2 separate regions of the Homo sapiens genome follow, and region 1 is linked to region 2. Evidence: chromatin loops called from intact Hi-C (ENCODE). Cell type or tissue: heart right ventricle. All regions are shown on one strand. Each heading gives the region's core, and the rest is flanking DNA. Links, peaks and the distances in the headings are about the cores only.

Region 1 (7,986 bases), core at 1,150-6,149, 120 kb after region 2:
AATAAAAACTGTTTTGGCTGGTTTAAACAACAACAAAAAAGGAATTTATTGAAAGGATTGAAGAGATGCTCAGAAAATGAACAGAGTTATTTTCTCAGAGTTCCTTTACAGAACACAGGTCTCTGATATTGTGGCTGATGGAATAAGAGGCTTGCTTGAAAGAAAAGAGAGTGAGCATGAGAGAGAAGATAAAGTTTGGAAAGGCAACATCAAAAGGAAGCTGAGATGAAGGAATAAAGGAAAGTGAGAGACAAGTTAGTCCATGCAGTAACCACGGTAGAACATTTAAAAAGTTTCCTGATAACCTAGAAGAAAATTAGTAAAAGTACTTCTGAATGTTGCTTTCAGAGCATGGCTGCAAGGAAGGAAAGATGGAGCTAGTATTTTTGAGCACTTACCAGATAGCAGACAACTGTTTGGAACTCTTGTGTGTGCATGTGTGTGTGTGTGTGCATGCACGCGTGTGCACACGTATTTAGCACTCAACAACCATTTAATAAAGCAGACACTATTTTCATTTTATAGATCAGGAAAATGAGGCTGAGAGGTTAAGTGTTTGGCTTAATTCACACAGAGAGTAAACGATAGCATCAGAATGTAATGACTCTCCATCTGATTCCAAATTCCACACCATTTTTTCACAACCCATTTCTCCCTGAATAAGACTGAAGGGGAGGAGAATAATCATTGTGTTCCCTAAAAGTTATGTCTCCAAACCTTGCCTGTAAATTCCCAGGCCTTTGAGTGGTACCTGTCCTACCTATGAAGACGTCCTATGTAAGTAAATTTGTCAAGTAAAATGTTCTAGATATCTTATATGTGAAATTTTTTAAGATAAAGAGAACAAAGGCTTTGTTTCCCATATCAAGCTAGCTTCCCAAATTCTTCACTGTACTTGGAGGCTGATATTGTTTGACTGTGTCCCCACCCAAATCTGATCTTGAATTGTAATAATCCCCATGTGTCAAGGCGAGGTGGAGATAATTCAGTCATGAAGGTGGTTTCCCCCACACTGTTCTCTGGTAGTGAATAAGTTTCATAAGATCTGATGGTTTTATAAATGGGAGTTCCCCTGCACAAGCTCTCTCTTGCTTGCCACCGTGTAAGACGTGACTTTTCACCTCCTTGCCTTCCACTATGATTGTGAGGTTTCCCCAGCCATGTGGAACTGTGAGTCAATTAAGCCTCTTTCCTTTATAAATTACCAAGTCTTGGGTGTGTCTTTATTAGCAGCATGAGAACAGACTAATACAGAGGCAATAAAGGAGTTTTGTACCAGATCAAACAGAGGATGTTATCAAGGCACCCTACCCTAAGCCAAAAAGATAAAGAGAAAGAAGAATTACAGAACCACTGAGTTTACAAAGTAAGACCACAAAACACATTTACATGTTTTCCCTGTGTCATTTTTAAATGGCCAGTATTTTTTTTTTTTTGAGAAGTGCAAAGTGGCCCTGTTGACTTTGGCAGCTACCCAAAAGCCTAAAATCACTAGAGTTTACCCAATGTCACCCTGAGGAGGTAGGACACCCTCACACAAAAGCAGAGGGGTTGGGCAATCACTGATACTAACTGTAGTGGGTTGAATGGTGCCTCCCCCAAAATATATGTACATCTAGAACCTGTCAATGTGACCTTATTTGGAAAAAACAGTCTTTGCAGACGTAATTTAATTGAGAGTCTCAAGATAAGATCATTCTGGATTATGGTGGGCCCTAAATCCAATGAAAGTGTCCTTAGAAAAGAAGGGAAGAAGAAACATATCAGGGAGATGATTTGAAGTCAGAAGCAGGGACTGCAGCAATGCATCTACCTACAAGCCAAGGAACACCAAACATTTCTGAATGCTGAGAAAAAGGCATGCCCAGTAGTCCCCCTTTTATCTGAGATTTCACTTTCCACGGTTTCAGGTAACAGGTCTGTGATCTGAAAATATTCAATGGAAAATCCCAGAAATAAACAATTCATAAGTTTTAAGTCGCTACCATTCTGAGTAGTGTAATGAAATCTCGCACTGTCCTGCTTCATCCCGCTCGAAATATGAATCATCTTTGTCCAGTATGGATACCTCCTGTGGATATAATGGTGTATGCACAGTGTCTAAGCTCCCCACCCATTAGCCACTTAGTAGTCATCTTGGTTATCAAATTGGCTGTCATGGAATCACACTGTTTGTCTTCAAGAAAAGTTTATTTGACTTTGTAATGGCCTCAAAATACAAGAGTAGTGATACTGGCAAGTCGGGTATGCCAAAGAAAAACTGTAAAGTGCTTCCTTTGAGTGAAAAGGTGAAAATTCTTAATAAGGAAAGAAAAAACACACAGGCTGAGGTTGCTTAGATCTACAGTAAGAAGGAATCTTCTATTCGTGAAATTGTGAAGAAGGGAAAAGAAAGTTGTGCAGTTTTGCTGTCACACTTCAAACTGCAAAAGTTACAGCCTCTCATATACAGCATGGGATAAGAGCTTAGTTAAGATGAAAAGGGCATTAAGCTTGCAGGTGGAAGACATGAACAGAAATGTGTTCTGATGAACAGAACTGGGCTCACTACTATCTGTGGTTCTAAGCATCTACTGGGGACCTTGGAACACATACCCCATGAACAATGCGGGGACTTCTGTATTGGATTCTCTTAGAGCTTCCAGAAGGAATCAACCAACAATTTCATTTCTGGACTCCAGATCTGAGATAGAATACATTTCCGTTATTTTAAGCCACCCAGTTTCCGGTCATTTGTTAACTCCAGGAAACTATGGGAACTAAGAAACTAGGAAACTTAGGAACTAAACTAGGAAACTAAGTTTAGGAAATGTCAAGAAAAGCTTTATAAAGCACTTAGTAAAATTTGCTAAGTGCATAATGGAGCAGACTGTAGATGGATGTAAGGTAACTCATGAGAGTGGCACATGAACAGGTGAAATTCAGGAAGCCAATCCAAGTGTGCCTGGAAGGAAGTAGTTCTCTGAATCCACCCTCTTATAAAATAGACACCGAGGGAAAGAAAGCTTACCTTACCTTGTCACCAAAGGTAAGACAAGGAAAAGAAAACTGCTATACCAGTCTAAATAAAAAGACTGCCCAGCAATCAACAGTTCTTTTCCCCTCTCTGACAACTGCAGGATGTTGGCAGGGTTTCTCAATAGACAAACTGTATTAGAATCATGTAGAGTATGAGCCGGGCACGGTGGCTCATGCCTATAATCCCAGCATTTTGGGAGGCCAAGGCATGCCAATCACCTTAGGTCAGGAGTTCAAGACCAGCCTGGCCAATATTGAGAAACCCCGTTTCTACTAAAAATACAAAAATTAGCTGGGCGTGATGGTGGGCACCTGTAATCCCAACTACTTGGGAGGCTGAAGCAGGATAATTGCTTGAACCAGGGAGGTGGAGATTACAGTGAGCCGAGATCATACCACTGCACTCCAGCCTGGGCGACAGAGCAAGACTCCTCACAGAAGGATCACATCAGGCACAGAAGGATCCACATAGAAAAGATTCACACCCACCCACAATTGCCCTGGAGAAGGAAGGGGAGAGACAAAACAAACAAACAAACATGTAGAGTATGAATGAACCAGACAATAGGGTTGGGGCCTAGGAATCTTATGCACAAAGAAATTTTGAGGACCACTGTTTTGAAGGTCAACAGTTCTAACTGCCCCCCCATACACCTTAGTGTTTCAAAAAGTGAGTTGTGAGAACAACCAGTGATATTCAGAATGATTTTAGCATGGAAGACTTATGCCTTCATTTCATTGTGCATTAAAATATTAAATACAACTGGTATCTCACAAACCAATAATTTCATAGATATTATTGCTTACGATGAAGCCAAGTAAAAATCTAAGGTAAAATTTACTAAGTGCATAATGGAGCAGACTGTAGATGGATGTAAGGTAACTCATGAGAATGGCACATGAACAGGTGAAATTCAGGAAGCCAATCCAAGTGTGCCCGGAGGGAAGTGGTTCTCTGAATCTGCCCTCTTGACAACACAGCTCATTCCATCCTCCTGCATTTTACATCAGGCACAGAAGGATCCACATAAGAGAGATTCACACCCACCCACAATTGCCCTAGAGAAGGAAGGGGAGAGACAGAGAGCCTTTACTTATGTACCACGGAGCTTCAGAGTTAAGCCAGGTGCCCCTGCCTATCTCTACGTGGAGAACAATTGAACATGGGTGGAAGTAGCAGGCTCCTAGGAGCCGGGCCCTGGTGGGTGGCAGTATACGTGCATGTGTTGGTGGTCACTGAGACTTGGGTGGCCTGATTCTGTATTGTGCATGATTTGCTTTTCTGGCCACTAATAGGTCTCACGGTGAAGACAGCAGAACCAGATGGAGTAGGGGCTCAAGGAACAGGTAGCCACACCAACACTTCCCAGGAGTTCAGCCCTTTACAGGCCACAGAGCAACAATATTGTTGAATGTCAGAGTGAAACAGACCGCAGCCACCAAGTGATCGAAGTCTCTCATTTTCCAGCTGAAAAACAGGAATACAGAGAGAGAGTCTTCTGGTCAAGGTAGCAGCACTGACTGGTAACTGAAGTTGGTCGGATCAGTTAAAGCCTCCTTTTCCGGAGTTCTGTTACGATATATGACTCTCTACGCCAGTTCCCTAGTAGGGACTCATGACTGACTGTCTCCCTGGCAATGACAGAAACTCCAATCCTATTCGACTCATTTAATGATTTGGTATAGGATTCAGAGGCGCACGCGGCGAAGGCTGAGCAAGGGCTGTCTGTGGTTAAGCTCATCACAGGATGAGGCCATGCCCCACGCAACTCAGTCAGAGCTGGGCTTGCGATGATGCACCCAGAGTAGTTGTTTTGGGTGGGGGCTGCGAGGAACTCATAAAAGATGTAAGAGGAGGAGAAAGTTGGCAAGAAGTGGATGCTTTCATCTGCAGAGAAAGGCCCCTGAGCCCTAAAAAAACTGCCCTCCTCCCCACTCCCCCCTCCTCCCCCCGACACACAAAAAAGTTCACCCACTACACCTGCCTTCCCCAGATGGGCTCCCTGCGCAACGCCTCCTCGTCCTCCGAGATTTTCCAATGGTGGCGCAAGCTCCTCCCTCGCCCGAGCTGGGCGCCGTCCTAGAGCCAAGCGCCCGCTAGAGCCGAGACTAGGGGGCGGTGAGGAGTGGGACCCGCTCGCGGCCATTGGTTGTGCGGCCAGGAGGGGCGGAGGGACGACGCGCGGGCTGTGCGGGGCCGGCAGCCCGGATCCACTCCCGCTGCGCCTGCTGTCCGCCGTGCGCCCAGACTGCGCGCCGCGCCGCTGCGCCCAACATTCCCGAGGACGGCTTCGCGGGCGCGTATCGTCCAGACCGGAGCACCGCCCCACCGCTAGCGCAGGAGACCTGCCGGGGAAGTCGCGTGTCCTGACCTGCAGGTCAGTGAGGGAAACTTGCAGGGTCCCGAGCTCTGGGGGTGAACTTGCCCTACGCGGAGAGCGCCCCACTCCTTGCCTGGGGCGGCCTCGGGTCCTGGAGGCGAGCCGCCTCCCAGACTCTCCCCCGAGATCTGGGCTCCCGGAGATGTGGCTCCTTTCTGAGAAACACCCCCAAATCTATCCCTTTTGAGGTGTCCTTACTGTCCCGAGAAGCAATCGCAGCCCGGCTCTCCGAGTCTTGGGGTGACTCCACGGGCTGCAGGAGGAGCCGCGAGGGGCCCTGAGTGCAATGTCCTTGGCCCCGTGTTGACCTGCCTCGGTCCCAGACACTGGGAACCGGGAAGGTCTACCCTCGCTCTGCAAGGTGGATTCCTCCATGCAAGTGTAGACAGTTCTACACTTTGCAGAGTGTGTCTAGGTGCCTTCTGTTTGCTTTTGCCTTTGTGGTGTGTGGAGGGTCATTCTTGGGTTTGTTTTGCTCCTGTCTGATTTTCTAGGGTCATTTGCGTCCCTTCTCGGGAACGGGGACTCGCCATGCGCACACTGACAGCTGGCTTTGCACCTGCTAAGGCGCTGGAGAGTCTTTTCGCCCGTCTTAGGGTGGCCCTAAATCCGGGGAAGTTTTATGTGGCGCTGAACACTTGCGTTTCCCAGGGGCGTTTTCCCTAGCTCCCGGAAACCCAGTAGGTAACTGCGCCAGCGACCCTTCCCCTCTTCCCGGGTCTGATGAGACACTGGAATCCTGCCTTTCCCTGTCGAGGTGTGCGAATGATGGGCAAATTGCTTCAGTTCTGATTTAGGAAAGGGATATGTAATGTGCCCTCCTCCAGGGAGCAGAGGGATTCATTCACAGAAATATCTTGTTGAGGACCAGGATTGGGGCTATGCCTGCCCGCTTTCCTCCACCAGATGCCCGGGCTCCATCGGACTTGGGTTTGATCTCAGACTCTAGAGATGGGGTCTGTTTGTTAGTGTCCTTCATTTCCTCTCCCTGTTAATTTTTCTTCGGAAAATGTTCTGCTAAAGTAAGTACTTCAGTGTTCTTTGTGGTAAATGATGGGCTCCGATGTCTAGAGGACGTCTCAAAGCCATCGCATTTGGTACCGTCTGCACTACAGGTGCAAAGGGCGGGGAAACTGACAGCGTTACTGTCCTGGGGCGGACCCGCGGGACTACTCCCTAAGACGTTTCTCCTAGGTGCCTTCTCCTAGGTGCTTCCAGGATTCATTGTTCAGACAACAGCCTGTCAACAGGAAAAGAGGCACAAGTGACAGTCTTTTCTTAAAGGGTTTGTCTCTTAATGCAGTCTTGCGGAGCCCCATGCACCCTCTGAAAAAAACAATATTTAATTTGCTGAATTATACAACTAGTCTGGGTGTCTCAGCTTATTTGTGATCATGCCCATAGAGGTTCTTAAATATCTTTTTTGTAACTAAATTCTCTTCATTTTACTAAGTAGAGTAGTGTCTTTTCCCCCGCCACCACCACACTCAGAACACCGTTTTTAGTTGATCTGTAAAGCAAATTGCCTTTTGGAGGGCTTGTGAGTGAGGCTGCCTGGTCTCAGAGCCTCCCTCAGCCCATGCCCTAGTCACCTTTAAATGCTGGACATCGTAGGGCCGCCGAAGCCTCTGCCAACCTCAGAAGTAATCTGGAAATATTGAGATCCAGCACGTGGGTGGGATATTCCATTTTTGTGTTTTGGCTTTGAGGGGCTTATTATTTTTGATTCCTCTATATAAGGCAAAGTGCTTTGAAGAGCTGAACGCACACATTTATTGTTCTCATTAAAGAAACCTGTTGTAAGGTAAGATTGAGTCCATTCTCCCTTGCTGTTAGTTCGTTCAGTTCAACAGATTTTACTAGATGTCTACGATTTGGACAAGCACATCAGGGGTTAAGATATAAATAACTGTGTGATTGCATGTGGCATCAAATCCACGAGAGAGTTTATTTGCAGGTTTCCTGGGTTTCTTTTTCTTTTTTCTTGTTCTTTTTTAGTGAGGGCAGATGAAGAATGACAGAGCTGATTTGTAAGAATGACCAACCATACTAACCTTTAAGCAAACTTGGAGTTATACGTTCATTATAAAAAAGAAAGACTAACTCATCACAGGCAAAATTCTGATTCAGCCTCTATACTAGATAAAGTCTGAGCTCATTTGATGATCGTTCTTCTCTGGCTTACTCTTCTCCCTATACTTATATTACAACATTTTTGGGGGGTCCTTTTTTTGTTTAAAGTTTGTACAGTTTGTACGAGCATTTTTATACTTAATTAGTTATAATGAAGAAGTGAAAAATAAAATTATGGCTGAATTTTTGTGTTTTGTTCATCTGAGTTTTTAAAGTAGTAATTTAAGAATCTGAAAAAATACATTTCTGAATGGCCCTGGATGCCAGGCACTGTGTAGGTCCCACTTGCCTGGCTCATGGTACCCATAAGCCATTCAGTAAATATTTGTTAAATGAAACTAAAAGCCAAAAAGTAGTGCCACAGAAGAATGTTGTTTTCTTCAAATATCTACTTGTGGAGGCTATTATATTATATTAGTATATTAATACAAAGTATTATAGACCTAATTTTTAT
Region 2 (7,986 bases), core at 1,809-6,808:
CAGAAATAGCACGATCATTGTCAGTTTGTGGCAGACAATGTGTTTTGCTTCCCAGCTCTTTCTGGTAAGCACTGAAGAATCCACTTCCCATGAGAAGAGACAATCTCTACCCACATATTTGAACAATAAGAAGATTGCATTTAGACCATTTGATAACGGGGCTTTCAGCACACACACACACTCCCACTTGCCACTCTGGAGAGACTCATAACTCATTGGGATTATTTGTTCTTGGAGGAAACCAAGCACAGAGAGGCAGGAGACAGATCACAGAGACTTAGATAAATATGCCTAATTATAGACTGAGCTATTAGCGTGACATGAATTGCTGCTTCTGAAAATGATCTGACAGCCAGCGAAAGCTCCTGTGTCGCTGGCCTAGGCTGTCTGTTAGCAAACAGGGATCTGCAGGAGCAGCCCTTACCTCCATTCTCTCAGCTAGCTCTGTGGCTCCATGCTTCACTGGCTTTTCCCTTTGCTTTGCTTGTGAAAATGAGCTCCATCTTTCAAATTGCTTCTGTTTTTCATGGGTTGAACATAGCTGCTGGAACCTTCATGCTTTCTTGGGTATTGCTGATGCTTCTTAACTTAATAAACTTTAACTTAACAACAGTTAAAACCCAGATTGACACATGCTGAAGGAAGAGCCCCATATATCTAAAGCACTCAGCTCCATCCCAAACTGAGAGCTTACAAACCTGCTCTGCAGCCTCTCCTGCTGCAAGGAAACCTCTTTGTTCTTAATTTGTTTGATCAATGTAATTTATTTAGATCAAATCTAACACTTGTTCCTTTCAAAATTCTCTGTGTATAATGAATAGTAGGTGAACATTTATTTGCCTTATTTTATAGCATTGGGCCATTTATGAGCTTCCCCCCTCTGCTTGCAAAGCACCAATCTTGTCCAGAAAAAAAGACAAAGGATTTTGGAGCTTGGCTATGGATGTAGTGTGTATGGTGAATGTGCATGGCACACAGAAATTTTCATCAACGTGAAATGGGTGCTCAGCCTCTGGCTGCGTTTATTTGGGAAAGAGGCTCTTTTGAAGTATTTAGCACTTCAGCCTGGGTGACAGAGTGAGACCTTGTCTCAAATAAATAATAAATAAATAAATAATTCTTTCTTTTGAAGTATTTAGGAAAGAGTCTGGAAACAAATACGGAACATACAAAATGGAGTGGGAATGGGAGTTATATATGTAACAGGGATGTTATTTAAAATCCATTAATGGGCTTTCTTTTTACCTACGTGAGTTCTTTACCTTGGTCCTGGTTGGCTCAACGTATCTGTATGCAGGGTTGGGGAGGGGTTTGAAAAATATTACAGAAGATTGCAGAGAGAAAGCTGGACATAATATTTAACTTCTCCCATGCAAGTTAAGATTCGGCAACAGAGCAATAACACTGAAAATCAGGTAACTGTAGGGATAGGGAATTTCATACCTGTCTTTACACATTCACTCCCACCCACCTTCAGTAAGAGAAGCCATGCACCAAAGACTCAAAATTGTGGATTTTCCTCTGAGATAACCCCTTTGTCTTTGATACCAAAACCAGAAGACCTGACAGCTGATGACACGGAACCTACTTAGATGTGAGAGAGAGGTAGATGTGTTATATGAGCAATGCTGACACTGACAACTCAGGAACTGATGATCATTTAAGATATTCTACTACCTACAACAACCTTGGGCAAAGCCGCAGAGTCAGACAGAGTGGATCCCTTGGGTTTAGCTTTCTGGGCTGCTGTCAGTGCCCATGGGCTGTGGATGCTGAATTGATGGCCGGGGGACTTGTCAATCAGTCTACCATGGCAGGCAAGGAAGCCCTGTAGCAGAGTCTGACCAAAGATGCAGCAGACGCTCAGGGGTCTGCAGATAGGCAGAGTCAAGGAGAGGCCACTTCATCCCATGAGTGTTTCTTGGCCTAGAGCAACCCAGAAGAGACCAAGTCATGGCTTAAATCGGCTAGACTTTGGGGCCAGCAGGACCCATAGCAATAGGAACATCACTCTGGTGACAGGGGACAACAGCTTGCACACCTTCAAGGACTGTGTAAGGCCAGGGAGTCTCTTTGCCCTGTGATGTGAGAAGGAGTAAGATCCCCTCTCCTCCAAAAATGGGAGTCTACCCTAGGGAGAGATGCAGAAGAAGGCAGGAAGTGGGCTATCTAAGGGATTTGGCATTTTTTCCCTAAAGTATCTGCAGACTAGCTAAAGGGATGCATAGATACACACAATGAATTGAATGAGTTTAAACCGATGGGAAAGTTAGTTAAAGGTGTTCTTGCTCACCAGCAGGCAGAGGCTTGGGAGAAATGCTGGATTGGAAACTTAGTTAAAGGTGTTCTTGCCAACCAGTGGGTAGAGGCTTGGGAGAAATGCTGGGTCAGAGTTCTGCTGAAGGGTTTGTCAAAAAAGGCAGAAAACATGCCAGAAAAGATGCAGAAAAGATATGACTATCTTCAAAACATGTTGAGACATTCTTGCCCTTTGCCCACTTCCAGTAGCCCTGAGAATGACTTCCTTTTTATTTTTTTACATTTCCCCCTTCCCTTACCTTTTATTTACTTATTTATTTTTAAAGATTTATCCTCATCTCTTTGAGGAAGATGAAAGCTCAGATTTAGTCAAATAAAACCTGTTCTATAAATAGCCCAGGATGCTCTACCATGTTAGACATGAACTTGCAATCATTCAGGCTGCCAATCAGTTTTGCTCAGAAGAAGCTTCTGGCTCAGTTTATTTGGGAAAGAGGCTCTCTTGAAACTTCTAGGGAAGGTTTTGGGGATGAATATGGAACACGTGAAAATGGTGCTTACTTACGGGACTTCCATGGACCGTCTGGTATAGTCTGTTGAAGGTGATAGCCTCATGTTTCTCTGATGCCTCAGAGCATCATTTTGGGGTCCTGTGGGTCCTGGTTCTAAGATGCTCCTCCTTGGGTCCCAGGGTAATCTTTGGGACCGAAGCTCAGAAGTCCAGCAAAATGGTAGACTGCATACTCATATGCAAGATAATAACAGGCTGGGCCATGATTGCTAGCATTTACGGAGTACTTAGTACATGTCAGGTAATGTCCAAGCACTTGATAAATATTTCATTTAATCTCAGAGCAATCCTATGAGTCAGGCACTATTTATCATTTCTATTTTATAAATTAGAAAACATATTCAAAAATATCAAATACTTGCCCAGTTTCAGCAGCCAGGAAATGGCAATACTGAATGAAAAGCCAGGGACTACAGCCAGGTGACAACTTAGCCTGACACTCAAGCAGCAAACAATCCCAAGGAAGTCAAGTCAAAATCTGCTCTCTTATGCCTGGCCAGAGCCTGCTCTTGTCTTCTGCCCTCCCAATCATCCTGTGTGCAACAGGCCCCTAAATGTTACTCTACTGCAAAGCAGACGTGCAAAGAAAACATAATGTCTTTATGGAGTCTGCAGTCTCATCTTTGCCACTGGTCAGCAAGAATGCAATTAATTAAGGGTCCGATCCAGAAAAGCTGTCACAAATAAGATGTAAATTTGGCAGAAGGGCAGGAGAGGGTGGGTTTGGGAGGGCCTGCTGTGGGGCTGGAAGACTTCTGAAATGCCACAGGAAAGCCTGTGAGTTCTATGCCCTTACGGGGAGAAGGAGAGAACTATACAGAATAGATGAGGGCCAGAGAGAGAAAAGTGACAGGTAGAGAATAACTTCCCTCTCATTATCTAGGGAGGCTGACACACGTGCATTTGTATTGTAGTTAAAAGCTGTGCAATTGCAGAGAGAGAAGAGATCCAGGAGGGAAGGGGTGTATAGAATCATGTCTATTCTTGCTATAAACAACCACTCACATTTGTACATCACTTTACAGTGTATAATACACTTCACATACATAATCGCACCAGCTACTCCAGCAATAATTGTTCCAACCTATAGGTCCTTTCTCTGTGAGGGATCAGTGGAAAGCAATTAGCATGTGTGCGAAACCAAGACTGTTTACACTTCATGCTTCAAAGCTAATCATCTCCCAATCATTTTATTTGTTCATCTGTTTTCATGTAAAGTGTTCACTGTAAATAGAATTGGGGACAGCAAGGGTCACACGCATATGAAAATGTCCTCGATTACTTTAAAATGCTGATACTTGTCCTTCTGTAGAGGCTGCCTGAGACAGCACTTACAGGTGCCAAAGCTTGTAAATGAGTCCCAAGACCCTCCATTAACACATCATTCATTTGCTTTCATAAGGGAAGCACAAATAGATCTCCAATTAAGGTTTTTCTCATTGTTCTTCCAGGCTGTTTACAAACTCTAACAGGTTTTGGTCATGAATGATATTGGGTGGCCGTAACATATGCTATTTTTCAAAGAGTGGACAGTTGACTACCAATTTTCTGCACATGGATTACCCGGATGGTGAGGATCACTCTTCCATGTCCATCTGCTGGATCCTCCTTAAGGTCAGGGGCATGTGGCTCTCCTTCCAGCATTATTCCTCAATCCCAAGCCAGCCTAAAGTTTATCTCTAGTTTTCAAATTACCCACTGACATCGAGAGCTGCCTTCATCAGGAGCTGACTGGATATATCTCCCCCTGCCCCGGCCCCAGGTTCCTACCATATCAGATTAAGCGAAAGGCAATAGAAGGTGTAGAGCCATAGTTATTACACTGAGATTCAAAGGGAACAGCATACACCGAGCACTGTGTCATTTAAATTGGCAGATTTCCACTCCACGCTTCATTTGCCAAACATTTGGTGTGGATCGAGTTGGCCATCAGCACGAACCAAGTGCCTGTTGCTGTTGGCTGTTGGCAGCCACACATCCCTAGGCGGCTCCAGCTGTGGCCACCGCAGCACTTCCTATCAGGCAGACTATGGCAGGTAGAGACAAGGTGGGCCCATCATGGGACTGAACACAAAGCTGCCTTCCCCACTTTTTCCGCATTACTCCATGTGTCCGGTTTTAATACTTCTCCTCCCCCATGCATGGTTGTCCTGATTGATGTTTAAAAATAGTATATGCAAATGTCTGTCTACCTATCATCAACTATCATCTAATCGATCTATATGAATATATATGAACCTCAAAAATATTCTCATCATAAGTGAGACTATGAGCCATAATTAGGACTTCATTTAAAAAACTGTTGGCGCTATTATCCTATTTTGGCTCCTGTCAAATGAAATATTTGCTCTTCTTACCTTTGCACATTTCCACGTGAGCAAACACACAGCTCTTCCCAGAAAATCAGAAAGATTGCATCTTAGATTCACACCTGCAGGTGGTAAGGTTTTCTCAGAGGCTATATAGAAACACTGCATTTCCCAGGGGCTTGGAGAAAAGCAATTTTAAAATAGTTTGAGATTTTTTTCTGGGAGGCGGCACTTGGTGACCACACCTAAAAGTTTATTTGTCATGTGTTGATTCATTTGTTCATTCAATGCGTTATTTTCTAAGAGCTTTATATGTACTACCTCTGACGACACAGACAAATCAAGTGAGACATTTTCCCCCAAGTATCTTACAGTACAAACAGGGGAAAGAATTTTCCTAGAATCACCTTAAATCCACCCCTTGGTCCTTTTCAGAGCATGTTCACATCACTTTTCTCCTTGGATGCCATCAAAACAGGCAAGGCTGGCATTATTCTCCTCCTCAATGGGGGAGGAAGCCAAGGTCTACCCAGACTGTGCTGTTGGTTGTTGGTGGAGCCTGTACCAGGATCTCTCACCAGCTGTGTGACTCAGGGCAAATTACCCAACTGCTCTGGGCCTCAGTTTCATCATCTGTAACAACGGCATGAATAATACCTGACTATTTCATAGTCAGCCAACTCAATCCACACCAATATTTGTTAGTGCTTAGCACTATTCACAGCACAGAACAGGCACTCAATAAACAATAGCTATTCTTAGCTCTTAGAAGCTCCACTTAGATACTGCTGCTGCTATGAAGCTAATACTGCCCTACTGGGATGGCTCTCCTGGCATTTTCTGAAGCAATGTCTAGCTCACTTTTAGGGCTTGCAGTCACCAGCGGATTTCAGTTGAGAGACATCAAAGCTGGTTTAACAGGCAAGATCCCCACATCTTTTTTTACTCCATCCCCTCTCCCTACAAACAGTATAAACAGGGGATACACATACATGTGTGTGTGTTCTATTTCTATCTTCCCCTAGATATAAACAAACACACATGCACGTGTGTGTGCATCACATGCACCTCATATCCAGGACCATCTCCAGTCTCAATACCTCTTCAACCCTTTTTAGGCTGCGGTGCAAATGGGGTCCGGTAACTCCAAGAAGGTGCTGCAGTCGGAGGCCTGTGGGACCTGAACGGTTGCTAGGTTACCATCCCCTGGGACTGGTCTGCTCCAGCTGGCCTGGAGGCTTGACAGGTTTCAGCTGATTCCGAGTAACTCTACTTCTTTGCTTTTAAGGTCCCCTGGGAATGTGAGTGTGAACCAAAGAAGATTTGTAATAAGCCTGGGAGGACTGCCTAGACCCGATCCCTGTGGCTGCACTGAGCCTGGGTGGGAGAAGGAAGCCAGGAGGGTGCAGAGGGTGCAGGCAGAATTCCCTGCATCAGCTGTGCTTCTTGACTCCCCACAAAAAGGCCAAAGGCCAGTGGACTCTGTTTGTCAAGGGAGATTTTCATGGTTTTTTAAGTGAAAAGAAGTGAGTGTGAGTGTGGGATTAATGGGGGAAGGTTCAGGCCTTTGGGAATTTTTCTTAAGTAGCCTCTGTGAGTATAACAATGATGAATGTGGCTGCACTCACCACCAGGGAGCTTCAGCGATGGCAGGAGAGAATTCCTGACACACCCTCATTCAGTTGTTCCACTCTGAACCCAGCAACTATTTTGCATGCATTTGCTCAGTTCTGAGAATTGGGGAAAGAAGTCATTTTCCATTACACTCAACAAATATTTATAGACACAGTATAAGCTAGACATGGCGCTAGTTTTAAGGATAGTTTAAGTGAGTGAAGCAGACAAGGCCCTGTCCTCATGGAGCTTATAGTCTAGGGGAAGATAGAAATAGAACTAGTAATGCCAGATATATGGAATCACACATCAAGGGGAAACTTGAGAGACAATATAGCCTGGGGTCTGGATTGTGCGCTGTAAAGCCAGAGAGTCTCCTTGGGAATCTTGGCTCTGACATTTACTAACTATATACTTAGCCCGGCTTAGCCTCATTTATAAAATGGAATAGTAATAATAATAATATTTACTTTATAAGGTGTTCATATATAAATTGGTTAATGTACAGAAAACAATTAGATCAGTTGGTGGCACATAGTAAATAATCAGTGTGAGTTATTATGGATTCTCCCTTGCTTTGGTGGGTAATTTTTTAAGAATCATGTTCTATTAACTCTTTGCAGGGTGCTAACATCAGGAGAGAGCAAACTCACTTTCTGCCTCAGTTATAGTTAATTTTATCCCTGATAAGCTACTTGAGGATATAGATTTTGGCAGAAGGTTGGAATCAAATCCTCAGTTGCTACCTTTTATGCAAAAAAAAAAAAAAAAAAAAAAAAAAAACCCAAAGCAAATCAGGTCTAGTTTTCTCAGAGCCAAGCAAGAAGTACATTTCTAAGTATTCTCACGAGCTGGTCATCTAAGGCCGGCCCCTCAGACCTAAGAACAAATGAATAGCCCAGAAGGCGTGGATACGAAGTCATTAAAAAGAACAAATGTGAAGGGCAGGATTCTAGAAATTGGTGCCAAGGATAGGACTAAGTTCTCCTTCTAAATGTGATGGAAGGCATCTTTTCAGAGAATAAGGGCTAATTAATAAAGATTGGTTGCTGTTCCTGGCATTGAGAGTTTTAAGGCACTTACTGAAGGAAAACAAAGTGGTATTGACCCAGCCTTAAAGCCAGACATTGATGAGGGCACCGGAAACCATCCACACAACACAAACACTTTCCTGTCATTTTCCCATAAATGGAAAGAGCAGAAATCTGCCAGCCTTTGGTTCAAAGATCTTGT

What was found. Hi-C counts contacts between places; a loop is a spot of excess contacts. Peaks named below come from ENCODE experiments on the same cell type or tissue, not always from the same donor. Only the 100,000 strongest peaks of a DNase experiment are listed, where the experiment ranks them.
Region 1: it touches region 2 in a loop (4-fold over the local background); 2 of 110 quality-filtered maps call a loop at or near these places.

What each region holds. Positions count from the first base shown.
Region 1 is chr13:36,668,789-36,676,774 of GRCh38, forward strand. SERTM1 (serine rich and transmembrane domain containing 1) reads left to right here and starts at 5,232. Exons shown (of 2, transcript NM_203451.3): 1 at 5,232-5,396. It overlaps LOC102723490 (a long non-coding RNA gene), which reads right to left. Exons shown (of 7, transcript XR_001749825.2): 7 at 6,557-6,639. In heart right ventricle, for the core only: no CTCF peak of the experiment used is centred there; no DNase peak of the experiment used is centred there; H3K4me3 peaks cover 1,311 bases; H3K27me3 peaks cover 2,285 bases.
Region 2 is chr13:36,543,587-36,551,572 of GRCh38, forward strand. No RefSeq gene overlaps it. Among named protein-coding and RNA genes, the nearest start is that of CCNA1, 120 kb to the left of the region's middle. In heart right ventricle, for the core only: no CTCF peak of the experiment used is centred there; no DNase peak of the experiment used is centred there.